2 separate regions of the Homo sapiens genome follow, and region 2 is linked to region 1. Evidence: read pairs that join two places in POLR2A ChIA-PET (ENCODE). Cell type or tissue: MCF 10A. All regions are shown on one strand. Each heading gives the region's core, and the rest is flanking DNA. Links, peaks and the distances in the headings are about the cores only. Region 1 has its middle 270 kb from the start of NR5A2. Region 2 overlaps LINC00862 (long intergenic non-protein coding RNA 862).

Region 1 (15,389 bases), core at 4,475-9,474:
TTTGCCTGAGTTCAATATACTTTGTAGTTCACATAAATATTTCAGTATAAATATGACTATCTCCTCTCTGTCCACTGTTGGAGGGTCTCTCATGTTTCTGCACATCTTGCAAGCAGAGCCACTACAATCTTTTCAGAACAGTGAATAGGTCAGTCAGGCAAGAAGCAAGCAGGAATTGTACAGGGAGTTCTCCTGGAGGGGCCACAAGAGAGAAGGGTTAGCCAGGTCATCCTTAATCAGAAAGGCGATCAGCACCACGAAAGCCCCAGCGGCCATTGGGCCCTACAGTCAAGCTGTGTTAGTCAGGACAAACTTACATTTCAGGACAGATAAGCATGAACCCTTTAAGTGGACAGCTTGTGCCAAGAGGGCTTGTTTAGCAAAAGAAGCTAAGCAAGAACATGAGTAAAATTCTGAAAGCTGCAGGCTGTGACTTCACTAATGCAGTAAAAACAACTGTTTTGTTGGCTGACATAAATGACTTCCCTACTGTCAATGAAATCTACAAACAGTACTTCAAGAGTAGTTTTCCTGCAAGTGCTGCTTACCTGGTTGCTGCTTTGCCCAAAGGAGGCCAAGCTGAAATTGAGGAAGTAACTGACCAAGCACCTCTCACAACGGCATGACTATAAGTGGCCCGGTGTTATTTAGTCTGAAATTTTTCACATCTTGACTTTTACAATTGATATAACATCTTAATTTTTAGAACTGATGAAAATGTGAGTTTGACTAAAATATCTGAAGTTATTATGGAAATACCATAGAATATGGAGAGCTAAGCACGAGTTGAAGATTAGATGATTAATCCAGTTACTGATGTAATAAATTATTATTATTTACACCCATATTACTGAATGTAGGAAAGAGATACTCATTACCAAAGAGCGACTCAAATAAATAAAAGGAAAATAATAAGTAGGAAAGATGAGTTATTTTTTCTAAGAAATAAACGAGCACACCTAATTCAAACTAATTTAATGACATGAAACATTTTGTTCTCATGTCAGATGTGTGACTCTGCTTTTATTTGGGTAAAATTAAAGTATTTAAATTGGAATGGTAGAGGTCAAGAAGAAAGTGGACCAAAATTGTAGACAGATAATATTTTTCTAATGGAAATAAAATAGACATGCAGATTAAAAAAAAACAGTGAATAAAATTTGAAATTAGACACAGTGTCCCCCTCCAGGGCAAAGGGCAGGTTTACTTATAAACAGGAAGAGAGAATGAGTGTCTCCCTAAAAGTAAAGGACATGCATAGTTACTGCCCATTATAAAACATTAGGGTTCCTTAAGCTTAAAATCACGGTCCTGTAACATAACTCACTGCAGATGTAGGTGTTTACTGGCCTGCTTCACATTGCCCTGTGAGTATTGGGGTTCATGGAACCAGCACAAGGAAAATAATGGCTACTTGGCTACTGCATGGCTGTTAATAATAAACTATACTTTGTCGCTAATCCAGAGGTCATGAAACTGTAGCTGGCCAATTTGTTAGCTTGCAAGTATGGCAAAATCTCAGGCTCTTCACAGTTCTTGGCAACCTTCTCCCTACCTCAACACACACATTTGGAATATAAGCTCAGCTAAAACAGAGTCCTTGCCTATCTTTTTCACTGCTTTATCTGCAGTATGTAAAACATTTTCTGTTCACAGTGGATACTCAATAAATGTTTGTTAAATGACTAGAAGAGAATAAAGCATTCCTATTTATTCACTTAAAACTAAGCAGTGATCAACTGTATCTGTAGGCCTCTGTGCAAACAACTTATTAGACTGTTTTAACTGCTTGTATTTTATGTTACTTCTAAACTCTATATCCTAATGATTATGTTTGATCACCTGTATAAAAATATATGTAAGAATGTGTAATTCTTGCCACATAACTCATTATTTAAAAACTTAAAAACACCCAAGAAGTAATCTCTTAGATATCACTATCTAAGTGATACCTAGATCTGCTCACAGGTCTAGGAAATACTGCTGTGTACTATTGTCACTTGCACCCTTGCAGTAACCCCTGAGCCACCACAACAAGGATTCAAGAAGCCCCAGTATCGCCACAGAACTCCCTGGCTCCCCTTTAGTGATTAACAACATTCTCCCCCTTTCCACTGGTCACCTTGATCAGACTTTTCCAGTTCTCATCCTGTTCTCTATGGAGAACTTGGAATATAGGAGATACACAACATGGAATATGAAATATGGAAACCACTTGTCAAGAGTTTGATAAGTAGCAGAGATATGCTTCACTCTAAGCAGTGTTGGTAAATGAATCAGTGTTCGCAGTTACTTCATACACATCAGAGCATGTAGACAGCTTTACTAACTGTATCACAACAGGTAAGCATGAACCTGTACAGGAAAGGAAGTGGAGCAAAAAGAGATGTGAAAAGGAGGAAAGACAAAGAAAATGAAGGAGTGAGAGCTTAAAGGAGGAACCTAGAGTAGTACAGTAATAAGTCAAAAAGTTTAATTTCTCATTTCTCAGAGGTGCCAGTTTAAATTCAGTCTCTCTAAATGCTTTTAAAATTGATAGGCACTTTTAAACATGAAAACAGCCAAAATGGGCCATTTTCTTACTGAGCTGCACGGACCATTTCTCACCAGGCTCCTCCAGCTGCCTCCAACAATGTTGCCCATCAGCAAGCAGCTCCTGGGATTGGGTTACAAACAGGTCTGCAGCACCTGCCACAGCCTGCCATTTAAAACTACTGCAAAAGAATGTTTTCTTCTCTCTGGGCTTAGTCTGCAAGCCAAAGAAAAGCAAAAAATTCAACTTAAAAAATTTAATAGGTAGATATAGGTGAATTTATTTTAATATTTCAACTATTTTCTCTTTTTTCCTATTTTGAACTAAAATTTATAGGCCAGGAATCTTTCTTAGAACTTTAGTCCTTTAACAATTTCCCCTCCAGAGCTAGCACAGACAGGTTGTCTGATTGTCTCTTTTTTGTACTGAGTGCAAAACAAACAAGCTTCCATCACTGCAAATGTCGCTAGTGTTTCCCTAAATATAAGCTCAAGTTACCTATGTATTTTATTTATGGTTCACTTCTAAAACAATTTGGACAGCATATGTTTCATGAGATGCAGTGTAAGAAACATTGTAAAATGAAATTTCCCTGTCTTAATTAATGAAGCATCCTGGTAGAATACTTTAGATTTATTAACAATTAAACCACCTCATTGAGACATTTCATAAAATTGAAGATATGGAGACCCAACTATAGTGGTGATATCATTTGCTATTACTGTTAGAACAGAACTTAGGAAAGCAGAGCCTTTGTTTAAAAACAGCCTGCAGTTACGTGTACCATTTAATGCAGACTTATGGTCAGGTTAATGAATTTCCCAGTTCATATATATATATTTTACTAGGCTGTCTTCATCTGGGAATGCATAGATAAAAAAAAGGAAATTATTTATTTTTTTTCTCTTCACGTAACATAAAGTATAGATGAGTTATTTTAAGGGGTGAGTATACTACACTCTATATTTTCTGTGATGTAAATTAATGATATAAAGTTCCTAAAGGAATTACATTGATATATTTAATAATACTGCATCTTGCAATACTAAGTAGTTAAAGGAGGGGAAGAGAGAGGAAAGGGAGTATGAAGTATCTGTATAATGTCTTAATTCCACTTAAGTAATCATATAAAACAGAAAAAAGGGGGAGCACGCAGGATAAATAGAGAAAAAAACATATTGCATATTTCAGTGAGAAAAGTACTAGATAAGCAGTGCGTTTGTTTGTATTTTTCAAATCTGTCTTTAGCCTAATGTTAAGACTCCTTAGAAAACAGCAGAATAATGGGAAACTCTAATTTTTATATTAGACAAATAATTGCTATTATAACAGATTCTCTTGAAATTAATTTTCTCCTAAATAGTTAATATGTTCTACTATATGAATTTCTACTGCATTTGTAAATAACTTGCTTTATTTGCAGGAGTTAGGGGAAGTTGGAAAAGTTCCAAGACATTTTAAGCCTCTGCCCTCGGGAAGCCCACAGCCTCATGGTCTCTGGAATTGGCTAATTTCCCCTCCATCTTGCCCCATAACATATCTTGTATGTGTTATGTGCCTCTCCTCTCCCCTCAAATCCTACCTCCCTGCCCTCAACAGGGTACTATAAAAAGAGTACTTCGTGCTCCTTTCCTAAAGGTAAAACCAATACATTTTGAAATAAAAGTTCTTCATAGATGCTGTAGGTAATGGGTAGAGAAGAGCTCCCACCATCTTAGACTATTGCCTTCTCACCATTCCTGCTGGGGTCCTTCCCAAGCATTGATTGCTCTTTTGAAGAAAACTGCCTTTCTATTTCAGTTTTTAAAAATCAAAGGTTTCAGAAACAGACTCCTTCCTGAATTCCTGCTCCACCACCAGGTAGCTCTGTGATCTTAATTAAGCTACTTTGCCTGCAGAATTTCAGTTTTCTCACCTGCAAAATAGGAATAATAAAAAGAGAAAGAGAGAGAACAGCAGAATAAGGGGAAGATTTAGTTTTTAAATTTTGAGAAAACATTTCTCAAACATTATAGCATTCTTCTCTTTCTCTTTTTAAAAAAGTTACTTCTAATGTATATTTCCAAAGCTCCCCAAGGGTTTTTGTTCAGTTCACAATCTTTCAATTATTAAGCATTGGGCATCCCATGTATGCACTCTGAGTTTCTGCCTTCTTCCTCCTGCTTTGTTTGCTACTGATGCATTGGCCTGAATTACCATCACGTTCAGAGTTAAGAGTAAGGAAAATAAACAACTGCATTCAAAATCATAAGAACAGTAGCCAAACTATCATTTATGTTTCACAAACACACTTCTCCTTAAAACCAGTTGCTATTCTTCACAAAACTTCAGTAATTTTCTTCTTCCTTTTACATTTTCTCAGAACCCACCTTCTCATCTCATGTCATTCCTGATAACCACACCATGCAACAAGTCTGCCCATTGGTTTCTGTCTCAAAGTAAATCCTTCTTTTATTCTTTTATTGCATCTTTTCTTTATTTGAAGCATCTTGCTTGTGACATAATATGTCACAATAAATTTTGTCATCAAGAAAGCATCTCAAATGTAAGGACAACATTAACACATAATGAAAAACTAAATATATAGAAAAAAACTTATTTGAACCATCCATAAAAGCTCTTTTTTCCTCTCCAAGCCATTTTAACACATTTTTATTTGCATTTTGCAATTTATATAGTTGCCAACTTAAGCCAAGCATACTCAGGAAAAGTTAGGTTTCAGTGGGTTCAAACTGGGAAATATCTATTTCAGCTTTTCAGCTCTGCTCACTCCAGGTAGGGATGCCAGACTCACACAAATCAACAAGCAGCCACATGGTGACCAAATGGACCATGCTTCTCAGCATCATTTCAAGATGGCACAAGGTGGGGTGTAAGATAGAGAGCAATGTTGAAGGAACTGTGCTCTTTTCTCAAAGGTAAAACCAATGCATTTTGAAATAAAAGTTCTGAGTAGGTGGTATAGGTAACAGGCAGAGAAGAGCTCCTACCATCTTAGACTGTTGCCTTCTTCTCACCATTCCTGCTAGGGTCCTTCCCAAGCATTGGTTGCTCTTTTGAAGAAAACTGCCTTTCTAATCCAGTCTTTAAAAAATCAAAGATGTTCACCTTCTTGCCCAAGTAATTCATGCCTAATCGTAATGCCAAAGAGAGTCTCAATTCAGGCATTTTGTGTTCTTCTCTCGCATTGGTGCTATTGTCCTGTGTTGTATGTAGCTGGGGAAGAAAAAAGGCCCTCCACATGGAAGCAAGTTTGTCAGAAACTTGCTCAGAGCTGGTAATTGAGGATAAGGAGGCCTTCCTTTGGAGCCATGACCCTTTCCTCTCACTATGAGGATGCATTCGGTGTAAAATTGGTTCATCTGTGACCAAATCCAAAAGGCTTAGTTATCAAACTAAATGATTTCTTTAAAAGTGATTCATGCATGAATTGACAGCACAGTGCCGCAGAAGCACTCCCAGATCACACAACATTGAAGTAGCATGTCCTACAGTGAAGAACTGGTTGGAGCTGGAAGGAGCCCGGGTTGTCATCCCAAGTCTATATCTGAAAAATGATGGACCTTAGATAAGTCAGTTACTCAGGACCAAGCCTCTCCTTTAAAATGCTGACAATAATGGATGCCGACTTCTAGCTTACAGTGGTGTTTTATGTAAAACACAATGACCTTTTGAGAAAATAAGACTCTAGGAAAGAAAAGAGCTCTGTAAACTCAGGATTCAAATATCATTAAGTATTCATTGATGTTATTAAAAACAGATTAGATCAATAATGTATCTAGCATCATCCAGGATAATTTATGAAAAGTAGTATATGGAGTCCCTATATCTCAAAACAAGTTGAAATTACTTAAAAGTGTCCTGATAGAGGTTTAAATTTTTAGGATAGGCTAGATTGCAATATGTTTGAAAGGATCCCTAAGGGCAGAAATTCTAGATTCCCAGTAGAAACCATACTCTGACTTCTTCATCAAATAGGGAATTTCCAAACCTACAGGGGAATAGAAAGGAAATCCAGTACAGACTTGATTGCTTTGTGCTCTTTAAGTGATATTCTTTAGTTGCCACACTGATGTGTTTAAGATGTATTAGGCACACTTCTGTGCCTTTTGGGGGTTTAAGGGAGGACTCTTTAAAGCGAATGTATGACCACATTTGATCAATTCATGGGGAGAGTGGACCATACACATGATGGCTTCAGATATATTCTTAAATGAGATAGTACAGTATAATGCAATCTGGTCTAGTGCAAGATTTGGCAATCTTTCAGAAGAGAGGAGTGATAAATTGCTGAGTACTGGCCTTGGGGGAAACAAGGAGTTTAACTAGAGAAAGCAAGAGGCACAAAGAAGGTCTCTTTGCTAAGAAACACCTCGCTGATTTGAGTTTCATTTGCATTAAACATTCTCCTTGTAAAATACAAATATTCCTCGAGGAGGAGTTACTTTGATCAGCTCAATTTCTGGCTTGATATGGATGAGTCGGAAACTGAGAGGAGTTTTGCTATAGGACTGGTGGAGTGATGGGAGGAAAGATCATTTGGAACATGAGTCACTTTAAAGGCAGCCAGATCTGATGGATGTAATGCTTAAGGGACTGTGTACAGCCCAGGGCAGCAATGAGAGGGGGCACCAGGAAGAGGAAGGGGAGTCAAACCGTGGGAGATGTACTTTATCAACCAGGCAATATTTTCTAGTACAACTGGCTGGGGGCATTGAACATTATTCCCCGTGATTCCTTGGTCTCCATTGTGGCAGGATACTGACTCTTATTCTGTTTGAAAGAACACAAAGTTAAGAGTTCAAAGACATGGGCTTGGCTTTCTCAGTGTGAGTAGTCCATTTGCCACATTTCTTTTGCCTGACTCATCCTGTACCTCTGCCAGGTAGAATGATTGAGACCTGCTCCTGCCACTCTTACCAAGGCACTTTGAGAATAAATGAGTAAATTTCTTTGTTAAGCAAATTTGATGCCCAAATCTGAGGAATGCTAAGATTTAAAATAATAAGTGAAAACTTCAAGAGACTGATGTTCTTGTAGCCTCTTTGGGCTAATAAGAGTAGGCTGGTTACATGCATATGTTTAAGAAATTAGAGTCTTGGTACTGTTAAAGCAAACTAAATATGGCCTGAGAATGACTCTATACTTCTACATTTGAGTCCTTGTGGATGAACCATAACCTAGCTTAATAGGCAGACAAAATTGAAAATTTAACATAGTAGTATGCACCTGTAACAATAGCTGAGTGTTGGCCAATCCCAGCGGCCATACTTCAACCACTTATACACTGCTGGGTGTTCAAACTGTGTTCAAATAAGGCAAAACCTGAGCTGTAACCAATCCAGCTGTTCTGTACCTCACTTCCAATTTCCGTATATCATTTCCCCTTTTTGTCTATAAATCTTCTTCCACCTAGTGGCTCGCTGGAGTCTCTGTGAATCTGCTGTGATTCTGGGGGGGCTGCCCAATGTGCAAATTGTTCATTGCTCAATTAAACTCCTCGACATTTAATTCAGCTGAAGTTTTTCTCTTATCAGTACCTACAAACAATATTCTTTTTTTTTTTTGAGACGGAGTCTCGCTCTGTTGCCCAGGCTGGAGTGCAGTGGCATGATCTCGGCTCACCACAACCTCCGCCTCCAAGGTACAAGCGATCCTCCTGCCTCAGCCCCGTTAGTAGCTGTGATTACAGGCACGTGCCACTATGCCCGGCTAATTTTTGTAGTTTTAGTAGAGACGGGGTTTCACCATGTTGGCCAGGCTGGTATCAAACTCCTGACCTCAGGTGATCCACCCGCCTCAGCCTCCCAAAGTGCTGGGATTACAGGCGTGAGCCACCATGCCCAGCCTCTACAAACAATATTCTTAGAAAAAAAAATAAAGCTGTCTTCTGCATAATAGAAAGCAAACATAATTTTATTAGGGATCTAGAACCCTTTCTGGGAAGTCACAGAGAATGGGATCAGCAGAAGACGACTGATACTTCATGCCAGGTAGACTGCTAAGATCGTATACATTATCTCATGTAATCTTCACTGTAATCTAAAAGAAATGCTATTAGCGTACCTATTTAATAGATTAGGAAACCAAGGCATAATGAATATCTGGCCCAGATACCATAGCCTGTAAATGCTGAAGCCAGAATTCAAATACAGATACTGTCACTTTTTCATTAAAGGGCTAGATCATAAATATTTTTAGCTTTGCAGATCATACAGCCTGCAGATCACAGCCATTCAATTCTGCCATGGCAGTGAGAAAGTAGACAGACAATATGGCAATGAATGAGTGTGGCTATGTCAATAAAACTTTACTTACAAAAACAGGTAGTTGGCTACCTGGATTTGGCTCCTGGCCCTAGTGTGTCAACCCCAGCTATTGACCATTATTATATGATACTGCCTCTTACTATATATAATTTCAAGCTGAAATTATTTGGTTGCTTCTGTACGTTGGTTGTTATTTAGTACACACTGACCTCTTTGTTATTCTGTTAAGTAGCCCAAGATGATGATGTATTGAAAATGTATGGCTTCCTTTTGTGAAAGCTTAGGTTTTACCAATCACCTGTTGGGGCATCTCATCATTTATCTCTCAGAAATAGAAGCACAGAGGCTATATTTTATACCTGCTCAGTCATCTAAGGCTGTTGACTAGCAAGAAAACACACTCTGTTGACTCAAAATCCTGCCCCACATAGAGCATCCAGCTTGGTTGTTAGGGTATTTGTTTCTAAAGATCAAGCAACAATATAATACACTCTGATGATCCAGAACAGATGTGGGGATAAAGCCTAAGCTGAAAATATTCCTGGGGAACTTAAACTAGGATCAGAGGCATTTCCACCAGGCACGTGGCAAGTTGTAGTTTGGAAAATGTGCTCTGTCTTGTATGACTTCAGTGTCCCACTGAGCTCCCCACCTTTGACATAGTTGCAATGAGAGAAGGTTGGATTTGCAAGTGGTATTGACCTCGTTGCCAAGGGAAGTAAAGGAGATTTGGTTCCACTCTCCATCCCTAAATGTGACGGCAGGGAAAGGGCCCCTGAAAAAAAAAAAAAAAATGAAGCTGACCCCAGTATGCTTGCTACAATTTGGTGCTTGTGTATTTGTATCTCTTTTCTTCACTACCTCTACTTTGAAGATGATTGTATTCATTTTGTTTGGGTGCTATATTCCATGCCTAAATCCCAGAGAAGGCATTAACAAAGTGTTGGTACTGACAGACTGACAAAGATGTTGGCCTACTCACCAGTCCCTAAATCATATGAGCATTTAACTGTTATAGTTAGGTTTGTGGGTTCTCTTTTCTCTATTCATATTCTATTTCTCTCTCCCTCCCTCTGTCCCTCTTTCTCTCTTAGTCACTACCTAGTTACCTTGTTTCTATAGCTACTAATAGCAGAGCTACCCTCAAAACTATAATGGAGTTTGCCTCTCCTATTCTTATTTTAAAGAAAATAGAAAATTGAGTACTTTAAAACTTAGTGAATTTCTGCTTTTTAATTGCTCTGCTTCTGATGGAAAATCCACTTTACCCTACCTGATTTTATATCACTGGAAATGGGACTGGCATCGTATCTACATTTAGATTATGGGACAGATAGAGTTATCTTTTTTGAACTGAATTCTAGAAAATAAATCATTGTTCTCATTTCCAAAAGGAAGTAGTAGATAATAAAACCTACATGTATTTGCACAATTTTTTTTAGATACTCTGAATTAAGAGAAAATGCATTATTCACTTTAGCAATTCCAAATTTCAATTAAATTTCCCTTTTAAAAATAGTGCCACTGAATGTATTACAAGTAAAAGTGTCCCCACTTTTTGCCTGGAGGCAGAAAATGTTTAACAAATTTATGATAAAGCAATTTTTTTTCTATCAATCAATCCCTAGAGGGCATTAACTGCTCTTAGGAAGTTTATTGCAGAAGATGACACAACCGACGTGCACAAAAAAACAGTAAGCATGCTGTGAAGTGGAGGAGGAAATGGAACACTCTAACATCACATCCCGGCCATACCAAGGTCCATTGACCCTGTATTCTTTCCAGATAATTAATTTACTACACATTAAACCTCGATGTGAAGAAGGCTGTTGTGCATCAATTGTGTCGGAATAAAAAGTGTTATTGATTTAGGATTTCTATTGTATCATGTGCTGACAGAAAAAACAACAACAATCAAGTTACATCTCATAGATGGAACAAACCTGTGCTATTGATTTAGGATTTCTATTGTATCATGTGCTGACAGAAAAAACAACAACAATCAAGTTACATCTCATAGATGGAACAAACCTGTGCTGAAGGACGAAATTGCTAAATAAGTGCACTCTGGAACACACTTAGCTGAAGCGGCACTGCCTGAAAGGGGTTCTGCAGGGTGAACTAGGAGGCATAATTAGAACCAACTGAAGTGTCTAATATTGATAGATAAGCACTCTAGAAATCAGATTTTGGGATGTGCTAATGATCCTCTTTACAGTAAAGGTCTAAAATAGCCCACTGCCCTCTGCCAAATCCAACCATTAATATTTATTAAATAAAATATGAGTGTACCATTAATTTTAAACAACTGACATAAATCGAAGCTTTCTCCTATTTGAAGCACAAAAATTATAAGGATGAGGCCACACAAGATTGAAGTCATGATGTTTTATAGATACTGAAAGAACTGGTTATCGATTTTAAAAATCAAGTGGCCTCATTAACTAATATAACTTGCATATGGCGAGAAAGAAAAGACAATGAACAAAAATGTTTGGGTTCAAATCCCCAGTAACCAAGAGCAAGTCACTTAACTTCTCTGAAGGCACAACAGTCACATCTGTAAAGCAGAAACAGTAACACTCACTCTACTTACTCATAGGGCTAATAAAATAAATGCGATAATGCATGAAAGTGATTGCAAATATTATTCAGTTCTATTCAAATATGTTATTGAAATTATTTTACTTCAATAACATATTTTTTTGCCGTTACTTTCAGTGGCAAAAACCACAATTACTTTTGCATCAACCTAATATTTGAAAAAAATGATTTTTAAAAAGAATGCAATGATAAGGAGGACCTTTTCCCCTTGGGTGACACATTCTAAACATTTTTTTTTAACATATCACAAATCTCCATTTTTCCTAAGTGGTTTACAATAACTTAATTTAGCCTGAAAGTACTTATTTGAGGTTTAAAAAAAGGTAGGACAAGATGGAGGTGCAAAAATCAGTGACAGTGCAAAATACTCTTTAGAAGGCATTAACTACTCTTAAAAATGTGAACACCCATAATTTCATGGGACAAAGCAACATGACCTGAATTCTTTCTCTAATTCAAGGCACTCTGTGTATTAATAGGACTTCCTCACATGTAATATCTGAAATATTTTTTCTTGTTTTATATACCATCCAAATACCTTTTTCACATGTAGCATTTTCAAATCTGTAGTAGAAAGTTGATTGATGGGATGGACCATCAATATGTAGTTATACTGATCCCTCACAAGTTATTCCTATAATAAAAATAGAATTGCTATAAGCTTCAGTGTTTAATATGATACCCACTAGCCACATGTGGATATTTAAATGTAAATTAATTAAAATTATAAAACTGAAAATTCAGTTCCTCAGTTAGCCTAGCCATATTTCAAGTGCTCAACAGCCACACTAGTCACACAATAGCTGACTAGTGCCTTCTGCATTGGACAGCGCAAATATAGAATATGTCTATCCTCACAGAAAGTTCCAGTAGACTGCACTACTACAGAGGGTCTTTGAAATCAGAGACCCAGCTCACATCACTAGGTATCAAACCTTTTTTTTTTTTTTTGGCATAAGCTATCCTCACTCTTAACCAAGGAACACTGTGAAGTTCTGCTCTTCCAGCTCCTTGAAGCCTGAGTTTCTTGCAGGGTGTGAAACAGTTAAATTGTTTTGCTTTGTTTTTTACCACCAGTCTCAGCACCTAGTTGGAGGACCATGCTTATGAGGGTAGTAGAATTTATGCAATGCAAAAAAATGTAGAAATGTTCACTGAGTGAACAAAGGGTCTGCCTAGGTTTTCTGGGGTCCACCTTCCAAATGGGATCCTAAAACTTAGGTGACTTTTCTTTTGGAAAGGTAAATACACTTCACTTAATGGGTAAATTGTTATGTCCACCATATTAACTGACTCAGTGGAATCACAGAGAAATTTTAAAACTTGCAGAAGAATAAGAATCAATATATGATCAAAGTAGCTGAGAAGACCTAAGCACCTACTAGCCCATAAGGCTGGAGAAAGTATACCTGTTGGCATAACCAGATGTACAATTTCAGAGGAAGCAGAAAAGAACTAGCATTTACTAAACACCTAGTATGTATTCATAGTAACCTTATGAAGTGGGTAGAATAAATACCATTTAACAGAATAGAAAACTGATGTTTAGAGCATAATTCTCCAAAAGTCACACAGCTATTAAGTGATGTATATATAATTTAAATTTACATCTATCCAGCTCCAGTGCTCTTGTTTTTTCCATTATACTTTAAAGACCTTCAAAGAGAATAATATTAGTAGTAAAGGCTGAGGCTCCTGCCTTCTGATCATGGATGGAATCAAAACTTAAGACTCCTCAGAGGGCAATTGGCCAAGAACAAAATGTAGCATAAAGTGAAAACTTAAAGACAATCAAACCTAGTATGCAGAAAGAGCTCACAAATATGTAGAGTGCTAAATGGCAGTACACTTCAGTAGCAAAGGAGTTTACAAAACAAAGGTTGTAAGGCTTGTAGAATAATATTCACATGCTATTCAAATACAGAAGGGAACTTTTATTGCAGCTAAATATGAGGATTAACATAGAGCCCAAGAAAATCTAATAAGGAAGAAAGGTGGAAGATAAGAAGCTGGAATGAATACCTGATTCCACATGCATATGGGAAGACAATGTAATCCCTAGTAAGTGGACACAGAAATGTATAAAACAAAAACAATAATTTATATGCCTAAAATATCTCTGAAATATGCAGATTAACCATGGCAGTTTGAGGATCTTCTCAAGTAATTTATATTTTCCAAACTGAAAATTCCTTTTCTGCTTCAAGCCATGATGGAGTAACTGGAACAGGAGTTGCCTTTCCACTGTAAAAAAAAAAAAAATTAGAAAATTGGACAAAATACACAAAACAACTGTTTTCAGACACCGGACAGCAAAAAAACATAAGGCTGTGTCCCTGAGAGAACAGAAACAAAAATGATAAGCCCTAGGATTGCCCCAGATTTCTATCTAGGTATTCTTTTCAAATTGTAATACAGAAAGGGGGAACTCAAGCAGATCAAAGTGGTATTGCAGAGTCGAGGTGATAGAAAATAGAGTTTAGAAAGGCTGACGTGGCTGGAGTTTTAAGGGCACAGAACCAGACAGCAAAAGAATCAAGCTGAACTGTGATAATCTGCCAAAGCAAAATTTAACATTCTTTAAAAGAAGACACAAAATTAAGTACTAAATAAACAACATTTATTGTGTCCAGCATTTAAAAAAATAACTAGAGATATAGTGATACAGAAAGTTATAATCCATAACCAGGAGAGATATCAGTCAATAAAAGCAGACCCTCAGATGACAGAGATGATGAAATCAGCAGACAGGGACATTAAAGCAACTACTATAAATATGTCCTAGGATTTAAAAGAAAACATGTTTAAAACAACATGTTTAAAAGAATATAATTAAGAGAGAAATGGAAGATATGAGAACTAAATAAACCTTAAAGTGCTGAAAATTAAAATACCTAAATTGAAAAATTACATAAACTAAACAGAAGGTTAAACACTGCAGAAGAAAAGATTAATGAATTTAAAGATATAGCAGTAAATTCTATTCAAACTATGTCACAGAAAAAAAAAACACTAGAGAAATACTTAACTAAGCCTCATTAACCTGTGGAATAGTATTATATTAAGTGGTCTAATGTATTTAGGCATAACTCACTTTGTTGCATTTTTTGTGCTTTGCAAATATTATGTTTTTTACAAATTGAAGATCTGTGGCAACCCCTTGTCAAGTATGTCTATTGGGGTCATTTTTCCAAAGGCATGTGCTCACATCTTGTCTCCATGTCACATTTTGACACATCTCACAATATTTCAGATGTTTTCATTATTATTATATATGTTATGATTTGTGATCAGTGATTATTTTATGTTACTTTTCTAAGTGGTTTGTGCACCACAAACTGTACCCATATGAGACAGCAAATTTAACTGATAAATGTGTGTGTTCTGACTGTTTCGCAGACAAGCTATTCTCCACCTCTCTCTCTCTTTTTAGGCCTCCCTATTCCCTGAAACAAAACAGTATTGAAACTAGGCCAATTGATATCCCTACAACGATGTCTAAATGTTCAGTTGAAAAGAAGAGCCCCACATCTCCCACTTTAAATCAAAAGCTAGAAATGATTAGGCTTAGTGAGGTAGGCATGTTGAAAACCAGGATAGGCCAAAAGCTAAGCCTATTGTGCCAGTTAGCCAAGTTGTGAATGCAAAGGAAAAGTCCTTGAAGGAAATTAAAAGTGCTACTCCAGTGAACACATGAATGGTAAGAAAGCAAGACAGCCTCACTGCTGAGATGGACAAAGTTTGAGTGGTCTGGATAGATGATCAGTCCAGCCAAAAAAAAAATCCCATTAAGCCAAAACCTAATCCAGAGCAAGGCCGTAACTCTCTTCAATTCTGCGAAGGCTGAGAGAGGTGAGGAAGCTGCAGAAGAAATGTTTGAAGCTAGCAGAGGTTGGTTCATAAAGTTTAAGGAAAGAAGGTGTCTCTATAACATAAAACAAGCAGCAAGTGCTGATGTAGAAGCTACAGCAAGTTATCCATAA
Region 2 (15,389 bases), core at 5,383-10,382, 580 kb after region 1:
ATGAATGTTCATATATACTCTGAGCTGAATTTTTTTCTTCTTGAGCCTTCTAGAGCCAGTGTTCAGCCGGCCTTGAGCCTGGTCCCTTACGCCTTTTCCTACCAGCCTTTCTTTCTTCCTGCCTAATCTCACAAAAGAGCAACTCACACATAGTGCCCACCACCCACTTCCTCCCTAATTAGCCATGTAATCTGGTCTTGACGCTCCAGGAATCTGTCCTCCCGAAGGCCCTTACATCCTAGCAGGATAAAGCATGTGCAAAACAACACGCCCCAAGGCAGTGGCGAAACAGTGCAAAGAAAGGCCGGAGAAAAAGGAGGCAGGAACACAAGAAGGAGTTGGCGTATGACCTGCGCCTTGGAAGAAGGGCCACCTGGTTCTCACAGGCGACAGAAAGCTAACTCAAATTAATTTAGGCAAAAAAGGGGAATGTATTGTCCCCAGCAGAAGAGAAATCCAAGGAGGTATCTCAGGGTTTCACTGATGCCTATCAGGGCACATTCCTGAAATCCCTTGACCCCTTGGCCCTGCTCCCGCGTTGAGTTTGCTCTCTGACAGGTTTTTGCCATGCTGTAGAATAAATGGTTGTGGCAGCTCCAGACTCACACAGCCTCAGAGCTGACGGTCACGGTCTCTCTCTAGGTGCCCACATCAACCCCGGAAAAAGGCTGGCTGCTCAGCTTAGCTCACATGCTTCCTCCACAGCTTCCAAAAAAAGGAGAGGGTGTGACACTGACGGAATAACCAGCAAGTACGATAGGATTTTAGCAAGAGAATACTTGGAGGGAATTGAGGGACACAGATGGTGATTGACAGGGTGTATTTGGGGGAGAATATGCATTCCCATGCATGGGGAGAAGGATACGAAGAGAAGTTGTTATTGAAAAAGACGTTGGGAATGAAACTGAGGCCTAGAATGTCATTCTAAAGTTATGTGTGTGATTTTTTTTTCCCTTGCCAGAAGTGGGGAGATTGTTTATTTTTAGGCATCGGACACACATTGATGGCTATTAAGCAGGACAATGACCAAGTGTAACTGAGGTTTAGAAAAAAGTTGATGGCAGTATCAAGTCAAATGGATAGAGGAAGAAATTCCTGAAAGAACAAGGAACCACAGGTCATGACAGTAACCTTCCTAGACTGCTATAGGTAGAAGGGTCATCTCTTACGGAGGCACAATGATGCCTTCTCAAATAGGAAAAGGGGTAACTACTTGTGGAAAGACAGTAGGGTAAGATAGCAGAATCCTGATCCTGAAGATTTATGGTTAAGGATGATGGGGAAAGATAGTTTCTAGTAATATAATCCTCCTAGCACATCAGTGCAGTCATACTGGCTGTGTAAACATTAAAATACTTCTGGGCCGGACGCGGTGGCTCACGCCTGTAATCCCAGCACTTTGGGAGGCCAAGGCAGGCGGTTCACCTGAGGCCAAGAGTTCAAGACCAGCCTGGCCAACATGGTGATACCTCATCTCTACTGAAAATACAAAAAGTTAGCCAGGCATGGTGGTGGGCAACTGTAATCCCAGCTACTTGGGAGGCTGAGGCATGAGAATCGCTTGAACCCAGGAGGCGGAGGTTGCAGTGAGCCGAGATTGTGCCATTGCACCCTAGCCTGGGCAACAAGCACAAAACTTCATCTTAAAAATAAATTAAATAAATAAATAGAAAATAAAATACTTCTATATCGGTTGGTAAATAGTCGATACCCTAACATGCCCTCCCATGGTCATTGCCTCCTTAACCTCAATCCCAGGACCAGGAGACTTCATGTTCCAGCAACGACAGCATTGAGCCTGATGGTGGGGAGTTGTGGTGGTGGGGTGGTGGGGTGGGGGATGGAATTCAGAACCTGCTGCATTATACCATGGCCCATGTCCTGTGCGCAGACTGGTTGATGCCTGCACCATATTGATTGTTCAATATTTGGGATCTAAGTCCTAGGTGAGAGCAGACCTCTTGTGGAGAAAAATTCCTAAACTATTTCCCAAAACCTGTAAAGTGTTAGGAAGGCTGGGCCACCAAAGAGTAGTTGATGGATGAGGAGCTACATATTCATGAATGGGCCACAGACCCTTGTGATGTGTGATTTATGTATGAAATATGTATTTGGTTCTTGTCCCAGTTTCCTGGCACACAGCTCCTAAAACTCTTGGAATCTCCAAAGGGATAAGTATTTTTGTATGCTAATGAGATGACTGATGGTTGGGGGCTCTGGTAGCCTCCCAAAGGGGGCTGGTTGCCAAGGGAACCAACCATGTGATTGGATGGTTGGAACTTCTATCTCCACCCCACCTTCACCTCCAGGGAGGGGGAGAGAGAGGGCTGATGGCTGAGTTATTCACTAATGGCCAATGATGTAATCAATTGTGTCTTTGTAGTGAAGCCTCTGTAAAAACTCAAAGGACAGGGCTAGGAGAGCTTCTGGGGTCCTGGATGTGTGGAGGTGTCTGGAGGGTGGTGCACCTGGTAGCACATGGAAGGAAACTCTGTGCTCCTCCCCACCTGCCTTGCCCTATGCATCTCCTCATCTGGCTGCTCATCTGCATCCTTTATTAATACAACAAACCAGTAAATGTGAGTAACTGTTTCCCTGAGTTGTGAGCCATCCTAGCTAATTAATGGAACCTGAGAAAGGGGTCCTGGTAACTTGATTTATAGCCGGTAGATTGGAAGCATAGGTGGGCCAGGCACAATGGCTCATACCTGTAATCCCAGCACTTTGGGAGGCCAAGGTGGGTGCTGAGTTCCGGGAGTTTGTGACCAGCCTGGGCAATGTAGCAAGACCCCCATCTATATAAAAAATAAAACATTAGCCAGGCATGGTGGCACGTACCTGTGGTCCTAGTTACTCAGGAGGCTGAGGTGGGAAGATCGCTTGAGCCCAGGAGATCGAGGCTGCAGTGAGCCAACGCTGCACTCATCCTGGGCAACAGAGTAAGACCCTGTCTCAAAAACACAAAAACAAACAAACGAACCCAGAAGTACAGGTGACAACATGCTATGGACTTGCAATTGGCATCTGAAATAGGAGCAGTCTGTGGGACTGAGCCCTTAACCTGCAGGATCTGACTCTAACTCCAGAATTAAATTGAATCATAGGACAGCCCATTGGTGTCCGCTGGAGAATTGCTTGGTTTGCAGGGGAAAAAAACCCACACATTTTGTTGACTGGGGAGCTCTGTGCTGTGGGGAGTGTGAGTAGGAAAACACTTCGGTTTTCACTAGCTCTTATACCCTTCTGTGGAGCTCACTGTCTGTGGCAGTCAGACTTCGCATTATTGTTCATTTTTAGCTGGGACTAGGATCCTCACCAGCCAATTTCATGCTGGGAAATTATCAGCATTATCTGTCATCATTCTATTTATCTTTTACCCTGCCCTAGGAAACCATGATATTTAAGCAAAAGTAAACATAAAAAAGGAAGATGAGCAGCTAACTCGGATTTGCCACTGGATTATTCTACATTTAACCAAATCACAAAAGAGATTAGAGAGCTTCCGTCTGACCCAGAAAAAGTACAAAACCAAAGTGGAGAGTGACAGTATCATCTATTTATAACCATCATCTTTAGAGATACTGAATTTTGTGAAAGGCCAAATGTTTTAGGAAAAAGCCAAGGATGGCAAGAAGCAAATGAATATAAGTGGCTTCCGCCTGCTTTGCCTGTTCATTTAGCCAAGTATTCTGAATGAATTTTGACCTCAAGGAAACATCTTAGGCTTATAATATTCAGTCCAGAAATATAAACATTCTTTAACCCAAGTCTCATAATTGATATTTTGTGGTGCATTTTTATTTTTAGAAAGGCTTTTAAAGGATAAGAGAAGCCAGGTATGGTGGCTCATGCCTATAGTCCCAACACTTTGGGAGGTCGAGATGGGAGAAGCGCTTGAGTCCAGAGGTTCGAGATCAGCCTGGGCAACAAAGTGAGACATTGTCTCTACAAAAAAATAAAAAATAAAAATTAGGCATGGTGTTGTGTGCCTATACTCCCAGCTACTCAGGAGGCTGAGGTGAGATGATTGCTTGAGCCCAGAGGTTGAGGATGCAGTGAGCTGTGATTGTGCTACTGCACTCCAGCCTGGGCAATGGAGTAAGACCACATCTCAAAAAAAAAAAAAAAAGATAAGAGAAAAACAGGTCAGTGGTGACTCACTAAGGTAAGCAGTATAGCCATGTGACTCACCATTTCCACTTCTAGATCTATACTCAAAAGAATTAAAAACAGGTCTTCAAATAAAAACGTATACATGAAACATTCATGGTAACACTATTCATAATTGCCAAAAGGTGGAAACAACTCAAATGTCCATCAACTGATGATGGGATAAACTAAAGGTAATATCCCCACAAAATGGAATATTATTCAGCCATAAAAAGGAATGAAATGCTGATATGTGCTACAATGTGGATGAACTGTGAAAACAGTATACTAAGTGAAAGAAGCCAGTCACAAAAGGCCACATATTGTTCAATTCCATTTGTTTGAAACTTCCAGAATAGGCGAATCCATGTAGAGAGCAAAGCTGGAGGGAGGAGAAAAACAGGGAGGACTGCTCAATAGGTGTGGGGTTTCCGTTTGGGGTGATAAAACTACTCTGTAATTAGATTGTGGTGATGATTGCACAGCATTGTGAATGTAGTAAATGCCACTGAATTGTACACTTTAACATGGTAAAATTGGTACATTTTATGTTTTATGTTGTACCACAATAAAAAAAAAAAAAAAATTGGCCAGGCGCGGCGCTCACACCTGTAATCCCAACATTTTGGGAGGCCGAGACAGGCAGATCATGAGGTCAGGAGTTCAAGACCAGCCTGACCAACATGGTGAAACTCCCTCTCTACTAAAAATATAAAATTATCTGGGCGTGGTGGCGCGCACCTGTAGTTCCAACTACTCAGGAGGCTGAGGCAGGAGAATCGCTTGAATCTGTGGGGTGGAGGTTGCAGCAAGCCGAGATTGCACCACTCTACTCCAGCCTGGGTGACAGAGCGAGACTCCGTCGCAAAAAAAAAAAAAAAAAGAAAAGAAAGAAAAAGAAAAGAAAAAAAAGAAAGAAAAGAAAAAAATTTAATTTTTATTTATTTTTATTTTATTTTGAAGCAGGGTCTCACTCTGTCGCCCAGGCTGGAGTGCAGTGGTGTGATCTTGGCTCACTGCAACCTCCACCTCCTGGGTTCAAGTGATTCTCCTGTCTCAGCCTCCTGAGTAGCTGGGACTACAGGCACCCACCACTATGCCCGGCTAACTTTTTTGTATTTTTAGGAGAGATGAGGTTTCACCATGTTGATCCGGCTGGTCTCGAACTTCTGACCTCAGGTGATCCACTTGCCTCGGCCTCCCCAAGTGCTGGGATTACAGGCATGAGCCACCGCTTCCGGCCTGCCTTTGCTTTTAAATGCAAGCTTATAACGAAGTACGAGCCAAAAATGCTTCATTTAAAATCATTTGACAGCCACAGATTATTACTTTAAACCTGCTGGAGTGACCAGTTCTCAGGACTGGAAGTTGTAGAAATGACCAAGTAAGGAGGATGGTTTTGTGTACATGTAGCTCATCACTGAAATCAACACAGAGTTTCCCTATGTTTAATGTCAGGTCACCTACACATGTGCATGTGGTAAATATATACATCATTATATTGAGCACTACCAGGAACAGAAACATCTAATTTCTTTTTGGTGGAAAATACAGAAAATTCTTTCACAAAAACAGAGAAAAGAAAAAGAAAAAACATACAATTTTGGGTTTCCTATGAATTTCTGAGTAGAAAAACAACATCTAAGGTTACTATTTTAAAATCAAATTAGATAACTTTTTATGACAGGAAACTATCCGAACAATGACACCTTACTTCCTGTAAACTATGAGTAAATTCCACACATTCCCATGTTTACATAACCACAGCCCAGGGCTACAATTCCCACATCTTAGTCACATAAATATGTGTTTCGTTTATCATTAGAAAATAAACATGCTTTATATTCTGAGGTCTAACTTAATGGTTTGAACAATATGTAAAAGACTAAACAAACTAAAATATGTGAAACATTAACACTTGAGAAAGGTTTACATGGTCCCAGTTTACTTCCACTTTTACTGAGACATCACTGCTGAATAATTGAAAGGCTCTCAAAAAACTCCAATCTAATTTTGTGTTATTAATCTGAACATCTTTCCTAACAAAGTTCTTTCATCACTGGAAATATGGCAACCCTTTTCCCTTCCTAGCCTAGAAGCAGCAATGAATTGACACAAGACACAGACTGCTCTGAAATCACAAACGTGTTTGGGATTTCTTAAGCTAAAAGGAAAAGGGAAAGGGAAAGGCTTAAAGCAGCATTGCCCAAAAGGAGTTCCCTGGAACACCCAGAACACCAGTCCCCTGAGATAGCCATTGACACATGGCCGAGGTCTGATAATTGCCATCCATAGTTTGTCCCTCTTGGAGGGTCACAGAAGTTCACACAGTTAAGATCCTGCTTACCCTTGTTTAACTCTACATCCCCATACTTATTTGACCCCTCCTTTTTTCTAGTAACATGATTAACATTCCACAGGCACCTCGGGCATTGCTGGTTGGGTCAGTTCTGTTAAATTTATGACCTGGTATTTTGGACAATCATTGAGTCGATCCTGAGAACCAACCTGGTTTGTCAGATGTCAAGATGTTTTGATGTTTTGTCAAGATGTTTGATCTTGCAAAGTCATGATAACCCCACACCAGCAGAAAGAACAAGTGTCAGTCTTTTTTGTCCCTCATCCAGTTTCTTTCCGGCCTGTTAGCACTTCCAAGTCCCTTTGGTAGTAAATGTTCTTTCTGAGATGCAGGGTGTCTGGTCTGACAGTGACTACCAATTTCCTCTTTGGTATCTACCTGAGGGAGTTGCCAAAACTGCCATTACAAAAAAAGGAAGGCACCCCTATTTTCCACCCACACTGCTTTCCTGTCATAGAATATGCAGATATGCCTGATCCGTCACCATACTTAAGAGCTCCATCTCTGGAGTCACACTGCCTGGGTTCAAATTCCAGGCTTCACTGCTTCACAGATGTTACACTGGGCAAATTGCTTTGCCCCTCTGAGCCACAGTTTTTTCATCTGTAACACAGGAGAACAATAAAAGTACCCACCTTTTAAAGAAAAGATTAAAAATGACAATGCTTGTGCTGGGCACCTAACAAATATTTACAGCTATTATTTCTCATTCCTCTGACCCCCTTCATAGCTAATGTAGTTTTAACAGCTAGGACAGAGGACAGAGGAAATGGAAACCATAGGGGAAGAGGAAGAAGGGTGTCTGCGGATGTTTTAGCTATATTTACACTGTGAGATGCAGAAGACAGAGAGACAAAAGCAGAGATCAGAGCTTCAAGGCCCAGAAAAGTAACAGGTGAGTCCCAGACTGAAAAAGAAAAACCTGATCTAAAAGAACAGGCCTCCATTTATGAGACCCTGCCTAGCGCTTCGATATTCATCATGCCAAAAGCTTGGGTTCAAGCCCCATGGGATGTATGTGGCTTCTTTCTATTCAACAGCCCCCATATGTCACCTTAACAAAGGTACGGAGCTGGTGGGTTAACACAAATTCAGTCACCATCACTGGGGCCACATTCCCCCGATTCCCTGACACACCTCCCCAACTATGGGAGGGCAAACAGAGCTGAGTCCCTTGATCTATTTGGTAGAAGAAGTGGATGCTCAATAAATATTTGTTGAATAAATAAGTGTCTGAATGAAAGACAATCAGGTAAGTACATGAATAACTGAGGGTGAATAGCAGAGTGATTATTAGTTTTCAAGCAATTTCTATTTATCTTTTAGGACAAGGATGGGCAAACTTTTTCTGTAAAGAGCCACATAGTGAATATTTTAAGCTTTGTGGTTCCTATGATCTCTGTTGCAATTACCCAACTCTGCACTGTAGTTTGAAAGCAGACATAGACAATATGTCAATGAATGGACACAGTTGTGTTTCATTAAAAGTTTACATACGTACACAGAAATCTGAAGTTTGCATAATTTTCATGTCATAAATTCTTCTTTTTTTTCCCTACCCGTTTAAGAATGTAAAAATCTTTTGGCTCACAAGTCATATAAAAACAGGTGACAGGCAGAGGTGACCCTTGAGCTATAGTTTGCGGGATCCTGTTTTAGAAAATAAGTAAGACTGGACGCGGTGGCTCACGCCTGTAATCCCAGCACTTTGGGAGGCCGAGGGAAGTGGATCATCTGAGGTCAGGAGTTCCAGACCAACCTAACCAACATGGAGAAACCCTCTCTCTACTAAAAATACAAAATTAGACGGGCATGGTGGCGCATGCCTGTAATCCTAGCTACTTGGGAGGCTGAGGCAGGAGAATCGCTTGAACTCAGGAGGCAGATGTTGCAGTGAGCCGAGATCACGCCATTGCACTCCAGCCTGGGCAACAAGAGCGAAACTCCGTCTCAAAAAAAAAAAAAAAAAGAAAATGATAAATAGATGAGGAGGTAGGGAGACAACAAAATATTTATTGAGCATCTACTGTGTGCCAATGACCGTGCTAAGTGCTGCTGAGAATGTAGCAGGGAAGACAAACAGGCCGAGTCCCTTCCCTTAGGAAGCACATGTTTTAAACAGGAGAACCTCATAGCAAACAAGGTAATTGCAGACTGGGTACTTGGTATAGAGGAAACAAACAGGATAATGAAATTGACCAGGGGAGGTCATTTTAGAGAGGCAAGAGGCTCAGTGCTTTCTCACACGTGACCATGTTTAACCCGCTGAACACCCTGTGGGGTATCATCCCCATCTTAGAGATGGGAAAGTGATGTCTGAAACCTCGCAAATGGTCACTAAAGAAGCCAGGCCGCAAACCTAGGGCCGGTCTGCGAGTGCTGTGCTCTGTGGGTGGTTGGAAAGGGGATTAGCTAGATAAGGGGTCAGGAGTCCCAGGTCCAAATCCTCACTCCATGCTTCACTCCTCAAAGCTTCGGTTCCAAAGATGGAAAAAGAAGATAATTGGGATGGTTGTGAACATTATGTAAGAACCTATGGGCCGGGAGTGGTGGCTCACGCCTGTAATCCTAGCACTTTGGGAGGCCAAAGTGGGCAGATTGCCTGAGCTCAGGAGTTTGAGACCAGCCTGGCCAACATGATGAAACCCTGTCTCTACTAAAAATACAACAATAACAAAAAAATTAGCCAGTGGTGGTGGCGTGCGCCTGTAATCCCAGCTACTCTGGAGGCTGAGACACGAGAATCGCTTGAACCCTGGAGGTGGAGGTCGCAGTGAGCTGAGATCGCACCACTGCACTCCAGCCTGGGAGACAGAGTGAGACTCTGTCTCAAAAAATAATAATAATAAAAATAAAAAAGGCTGGTGCGGTGTCTCACGCCTGTAATCCCAGCACTTTAGGAGGCTGAAGCAGGCGGATTACCTGAGGTCAGGAGTTCAAGACCAGCCTGGCCAACATGGTGAAACCCTGTCACTACTAAAAATATAAAACTTAGCCGGGCATGCTGGTGTGCACCTGTAATCCCAGCTACTCAGGAGGCTGAGGCAGGAGAATTGCTTGAACCTGGGAGGCAGAGGCTGCAGTGAGCTGAGATCATTCCACTATGCTCCAGCCTGGGCTACAGAGCGAGACTCTGTCTCAAAAAAAAAAAAAAATTAGCTGGGTATGGTTGCACATACCTTTAGCCCCAGCTACTCAGGAGGCTGCGACAGGAGGATTGCTTGAACCCAGGAGTTCAAGGCTGCAGTAAGCCATGACTGCACCACTGCACTCCAGCCTGGGCGACAGAACAAAACTCCATCTCTAAAATAAAAATAAAGAATAAAAAGTTGGGGCCCCGCTCTGCACTGATAATCAGAATTGTGGGCTCATGGCTATCTTGAGAGAGAAATATCAGGGAAGACAGCTTTCCACAGGCATTCAAAGGACACAGTATTTAATTACCAAACAAGTGACCGTGACACGTATACAAATACCTTAGGACAATATGTTGTTTCCTGAAATTCTTAGGAGGAAAAAAACATCATATGACTATAAGCTGAAATTTTTAAATTAATGCAATTATTTACCCATGATCAAGATGATACTTGTGGGCAAGAAGTGGAAGAAAAAAGAAAATATTAATAGATAAAGAATGTAATCACATCCTGAGAGTGATGAAAAATTAGAAAAAAAATTAAAAAATTAAAAATTTTTTTAAAAAAGAATATAATCATTTAGCAAATAGCATAAGATATGAGACTTAGGGAGATCTAAGAGAAAACACAAAGACATTGAATATTAATAGTAGTCCAAAGAGCTTTTGCTGAAAAATAATTGAGCATGAAAATGATACAACTACCCGACAGGTATTTATCTACAATACCAGCAATGCTGAATGTGAAACACTGTAGAAATGTCCAGAGACTCAAGGTTTTCTGTCCTTTCAAAGTGCATCACCAGTCAGAGTCCCCACAGAGAAGTAGATGGCATATTCAACTCTGCATAATTCCAAGAGGATTTAGTAAAGATGCTATTTGTAAATACAGATACGGTACAGAAAACCCCAAGGAAAAGTGCAGGTTCCTGGGGCTAGCAAGCAGTGCTGTCTACTCCAAGGCCTTAAGGATGCAAGAAAGGAGTGGTCATGGGGACCCTGACATGCATGTAGAGAGGACATGCTGAGAGAACCAGTGGCCTTCTACTTGAGGACACAGCCAAGCTCTCCACCTCCCCTCTACCTGCTGGGGTTCCCCACTGGCCAAACCCAACCGGAAGCCAGAGGATCCTTTGATGTGGTTCATAAGGGCCAGACTCCCCCAGGAGAGGGCAGGGTGGAGAAGTGTGGAGAGGGGAAACAGAGGGACAAAAGGAAGATTTCCAGTCTTTCCAGATCCAGTTATTGGACCTGTCTGAGATACATAAATGGAAAAAAAAACAACAGAGAAAGAATGCTTTTCTGGTGTGCTGGAAATCTTCTGTTTGTGTGTGTGTAAGTGTGTGTATCTATCTATATATGTGTGTGTGTGTGTGTATGTATATATGTGTGTGTGTATCTGTGTGTGTGTGTGTGTGCGTGTGTGTGTGTATATGTATATATACAAAACAGAGAAAGAATGCCTTTCTGGTGTGCTGGAAATCTTCTGTTTGTGTGTGTGTGTGTATATATATATATATATAGAGAGAGAGAGAGAGAGAGAGAAAGAGATATGGAGTCTTGCTCTGTCACCAAGGCTGGAGTTCAGTGGCACGATCTTGGCTCATTGCAACCTCTGTCTCCCGGGTTCAAGTGATTCTCTTGAACAAGTAGCTGGGATTACAGACTCCCACCATGAAGTCCAGTTTATTTTTGTATTTTTAGTAGAGACGGGGGTTTCACCATGTTGGTTGGGCTCGTCTTGAACTCCTGACCTCAAGTGATCCGCCCACCTCAACCTCCCAAAGTGCTAGGATTACAGGCGTGAGCCACCGAGCCTGGCCTCCATATTTTAAAAACAGAAAATTCCCTTGACCTTTGTATTGCTTCCCTGTGGCTGTAGTAAAAACTGAGTGGCTTAAAATAACATGCCTGTAATCCCTGCAGTTCGGGAGGCCAAGGCAGGCAGATCGCTTGAGCTCAGGAGTTCGAGACCAGCCTGTGCAACATGGTGTGAAACCTCATCTCTATAAAAAATACAAAAATTAGCTGGGTTTGGTGGCTGGTCTCCCAGCTACTCGAGAGACTGAGATGAGTTGGATTGCTTGGGACCAGGAGGTCAAGGCTGCAGTGAGCCGTGATCACACCCCTGCACTTCAACCTGGGTGACAGAGCAAGACCCTGACTCAAAAAAAAGAAAAAACAAACAAACAAACAAAAAACAGATGTTTATTCTTTCCTACTTCTAGAGACCAGAAGTCCCAAGTCCCAAATCCAGGTATTAGTATATACTCTTGGGCTCTTCCAGCTCCTGGTGGCTGTTGGTGCTCCTTGGCTTGTGACTACATCACTCCAATCGCTGCCTCTGTGGTCACATCACTTCCTTCCCTCCTTCGTGTCTTCTCTTCTCCTGTCTCAAATCTCCCTCTGCCAAGGACATTTGTCATTGGATTTAGGGCCCATTGGATAATCCAGGATAATCTCCTCATCTCAAGATTCTTAATTGAATTGTATCTGCAAAGACTCTTTTTCCAAATAAGGTAACATTCATAGGTTCAGATAATTCCTGAATTATCTTTATGTGGCTATAAGAAGTCATAGACTGCCAATTAATAAATGTAAAAGTGATGAAAGAATTGGAAAACCACAAGTCTGCAGCCACCACTGAAAACTGACTCAGCCCAGGATCATTTAAAATGCTGAAACCATTGGATGAAAGGTCACTGGAGAAAAGGATATTCACACACAAACTATCACCCAACATATTACTTATTAATTAGAAAAGGGATAGGTACCTTTACAATGAAAAAGTCTAGTGAAAGCTACCTAAACCAAATGATCAGGCCTCGTGCTGACATCATCGGATGTGATTCACTGAGAAGAACCCAACATCAACAAAAACGTATAATCTGGATCTACTTATGAGGAAACAGCAAAGCCAAATCAACAGACATTCTGCAGAATAACTGAGCTGGACTCTTCAAAAATAGCAGTATTAAGATATTCCCAAAACAGTGCAGGGAAGGCATTAAGATTAAAGCCATGATAACTGGATGCAATGCCTGATTTTCAACTGGATCCTGGAATCAAAAAAAAAAAAAAAGAGCTATGAAGAGCAAATATAGACTGTATGTTCGGTAACGGTATAATACCAAGGTTAAATTTCATTATGTAATAATTATATTATGGTTATGTAGGAAAATATTCCTATTCTTCACAGTTACTTAAATGCAAAGGCCACAGTGACTGCATCTTACTTTCAAATGGTTTAGAAAGGGGGTTGGGAGGAAGAGCCAGTGTTAATACAGCAAAATGTTAACTGGTGAACCTAGATAAAAACAATACAGGTGTTCATTGTACCTTTATTTCAACTTCTCTCTAGATTTAAAGTTTTCAAAACAAGTTGAGGTGGGAATAGAGTTACAGCATATGAATATTATTTCTTTATAAGGAAGCTTCTCATTGGCTTCAAAAACACACACTACTTTACTTAAATTCCTTTTCTGCATTACCTGCACTGCCATCTCCCACCTGCCAAAGCCACCCCATACCCCCACCCCAACTATCTTTTCCACCCCATGCAACAGACCAATCAAGCTGGATGCCCAGCTAGGTCTGCCAGTAAATTTCTCAAAAACATCTTCATACTGCCAACCATCTCAGTCACACAAACCATTGATTCTCAACCTCAGCTGAGCCTCAGAATCAGCTGGGGAGCTTTTTACAAATGCAGACACCCCAGAGCCAACCACAAAGATCCTGACTCACTTAATCTGGGGTAGAGCCTGTGCACCTGTATTCTATTTTTTAAAGCTCTGAAGTCTGATGAACAATCATGAATGTGAACCCCTGGAACAAACCTTTCCATGTGAGTTTCTGTTCATTTGTCTATTTCCTCTGGTTAAGAATTATCATTTTGGTGGGGCGCGGTGGCTCACACCTGTAATCCCAACACTTTGGGAGGCCAAGGTGGGTGTATCACCTGAGGTCAGGAGTTCAGGACCAGCCTGGCCAATATGGTGAAACCCTGTCTCTACTAAAAATACAAAAAATTAGCTGGGCATAGTGGCACACACCTGTAATCCCAGCTACTCAGGAGGCTGAGGCAGGAGAATCACTTGAACCCAGGAGTCGGAGGTTGCAGTGAGCCAAGATCGCACCACTGCACTCCAGCCTGGGCGAAAGAGCAAGACCCCTTCTCAAAAAAAAAAAAGAATTATCATTTTGACAGTAAGGAAATTCTAAAATTTTTAAACATTTCAGTAGGTGCTTACCACACTTGATTACCTATAATCTATACAAATTTAACTTGGATGTAAATCTTGATGTAATGAGGCAACAAAAATAAGTCAGATACGTATTTTATAAAAGGAATACCAGTTGGCCAGGCGTGGTGGCTCACACCTGTAATCCCAGAACTTTGGGAGACCAAGGTGGGTGGATCACTAGACATTAGGAGTTTGAGAGCAGCCTGACCAACATGGTGAAACCCAGTCTCTACTAAAAATACAAAAATTAGCCAGGCATGGTGGCAGGCACCTGTAATCCCAGCTACTCAGGAGGCTGAGGCAGGAGAATTGCTTTAACCTGGGAGGCAGAGATTGCAGTGAGCCAAGGTTGCACCACTGCACTCCAACCTCGGCCACAGAGTGAGACTCCATCTCAAAAAAAAAAGGAATACCAGTCATTTACAGAAGTCAATTATATGAAATATTAAATTGCCCATTAATTCTGGAAAAAATACTAAAGTATTTGAAAACAATTCCATATATAGTTCCATGTTTTCCTCTTTCAATTATTATTATTTCCTTTTTTTTTTTTTTTTTTTTTTAGAGATGGAGTTTTGCTCTTATTGCCTAGGCTGGAGCATAGTGGTGCAATCTCCACTCACTGCAACCTCCACTTCCCAGGTTCAAGCGATTCTCCTGCCTCAGCCTCCCAAGTAGCTGGGATTACAGGCACCCGCCACCACGCCCAGCTAACTTTGGTATTTTTAGTAGAAACGAGGTTTCACCATGTTGGCCAGGCTGGTCTCAAACTCCTGACCTCAGGTGATCCACCTGCCTCGGCCTCCCAAAGTGCTGGGATTACGGGCGTGAACCACTATGCCCGGCCTTCCTCTTTCAATTATTATAAGGTCATTTCAAAGTGCTATGGCAGATGAGGTCCAGTGTCTGAGAGTGCAAAGTACCTGTCTATGGCCTGACAACTGCTCTAAACCATGATATCCTTATCTTAAAAATGGGGATAATAAAATCTATCTTTGGCTATAATCAAAATCACAAATAACAAGTGTTAGGGAGAATGTGAAGAAACTGGAGCTCTCACACTGCTGATGGAATGTAAAATGGTGCATTTGCTTTGGAAAAGTTTGGCAGTTTCTCAAAAGAGGAAACAAAATTCTCATGTCGCCTAGGAATTCCTCTCCTAAGGGTTTACCCAAAGAAATGAAAACATATGTCCATATAAAAATTTGTACATGACTGTTCATAGCAGCATCTTTTTTTTTTTTTTTTTTTTTTTTGAGATGGAGTTTTGCTCTTGTTGCCCAGGCTGTAGTGCAACGGCACGATCTCGGCTCACTGCAACCTTTGCCTCCCGGGTTCAAGCGATTCTCCTGCCTCAGTCTCCCTAGTAGCTGGGATTACAGGCGGATGCCACAACGCCCAGCTAATTTTTGTATTTTTAGTAGAGACGGGGTTTCACCATGTTGGTCAAGGCTAGTTTCAAACTCTTGACCTCAGGTGATCCACCCCCGTCAGCCTC

What was found. Peaks named below come from ENCODE experiments on the same cell type or tissue, not always from the same donor. Only the 100,000 strongest peaks of a DNase experiment are listed, where the experiment ranks them.
Region 2: POLR2A ChIA-PET joins it to region 1 with 6 read pairs; 2 of 35 experiments call an interaction of 5 or more read pairs at or near these places.

Annotation. Positions count from the first base shown.
Region 1 is chr1:199,752,265-199,767,653 of GRCh38, forward strand. It overlaps the pseudogene RIDAP1. Among named protein-coding and RNA genes, the nearest start is that of NR5A2, 270 kb to the right of the region's middle. RefSeq lists an enhancer at 6,978-8,177. In MCF 10A, for the core only: no CTCF peak of the experiment used is centred there; DNase peaks (open chromatin) are centred at 6,827, 7,087 and 7,377.
Region 2 is chr1:200,330,708-200,346,096 of GRCh38, forward strand. LINC00862 (long intergenic non-protein coding RNA 862) reads right to left here. Exons shown (of 5, transcript NR_040064.1): 5 at 11,837-12,703. Among named protein-coding and RNA genes, the nearest start is that of LINC00862, 35 kb to the right of the region's middle. In MCF 10A, for the core only: no CTCF peak of the experiment used is centred there; a DNase peak (open chromatin) is centred at 5,914.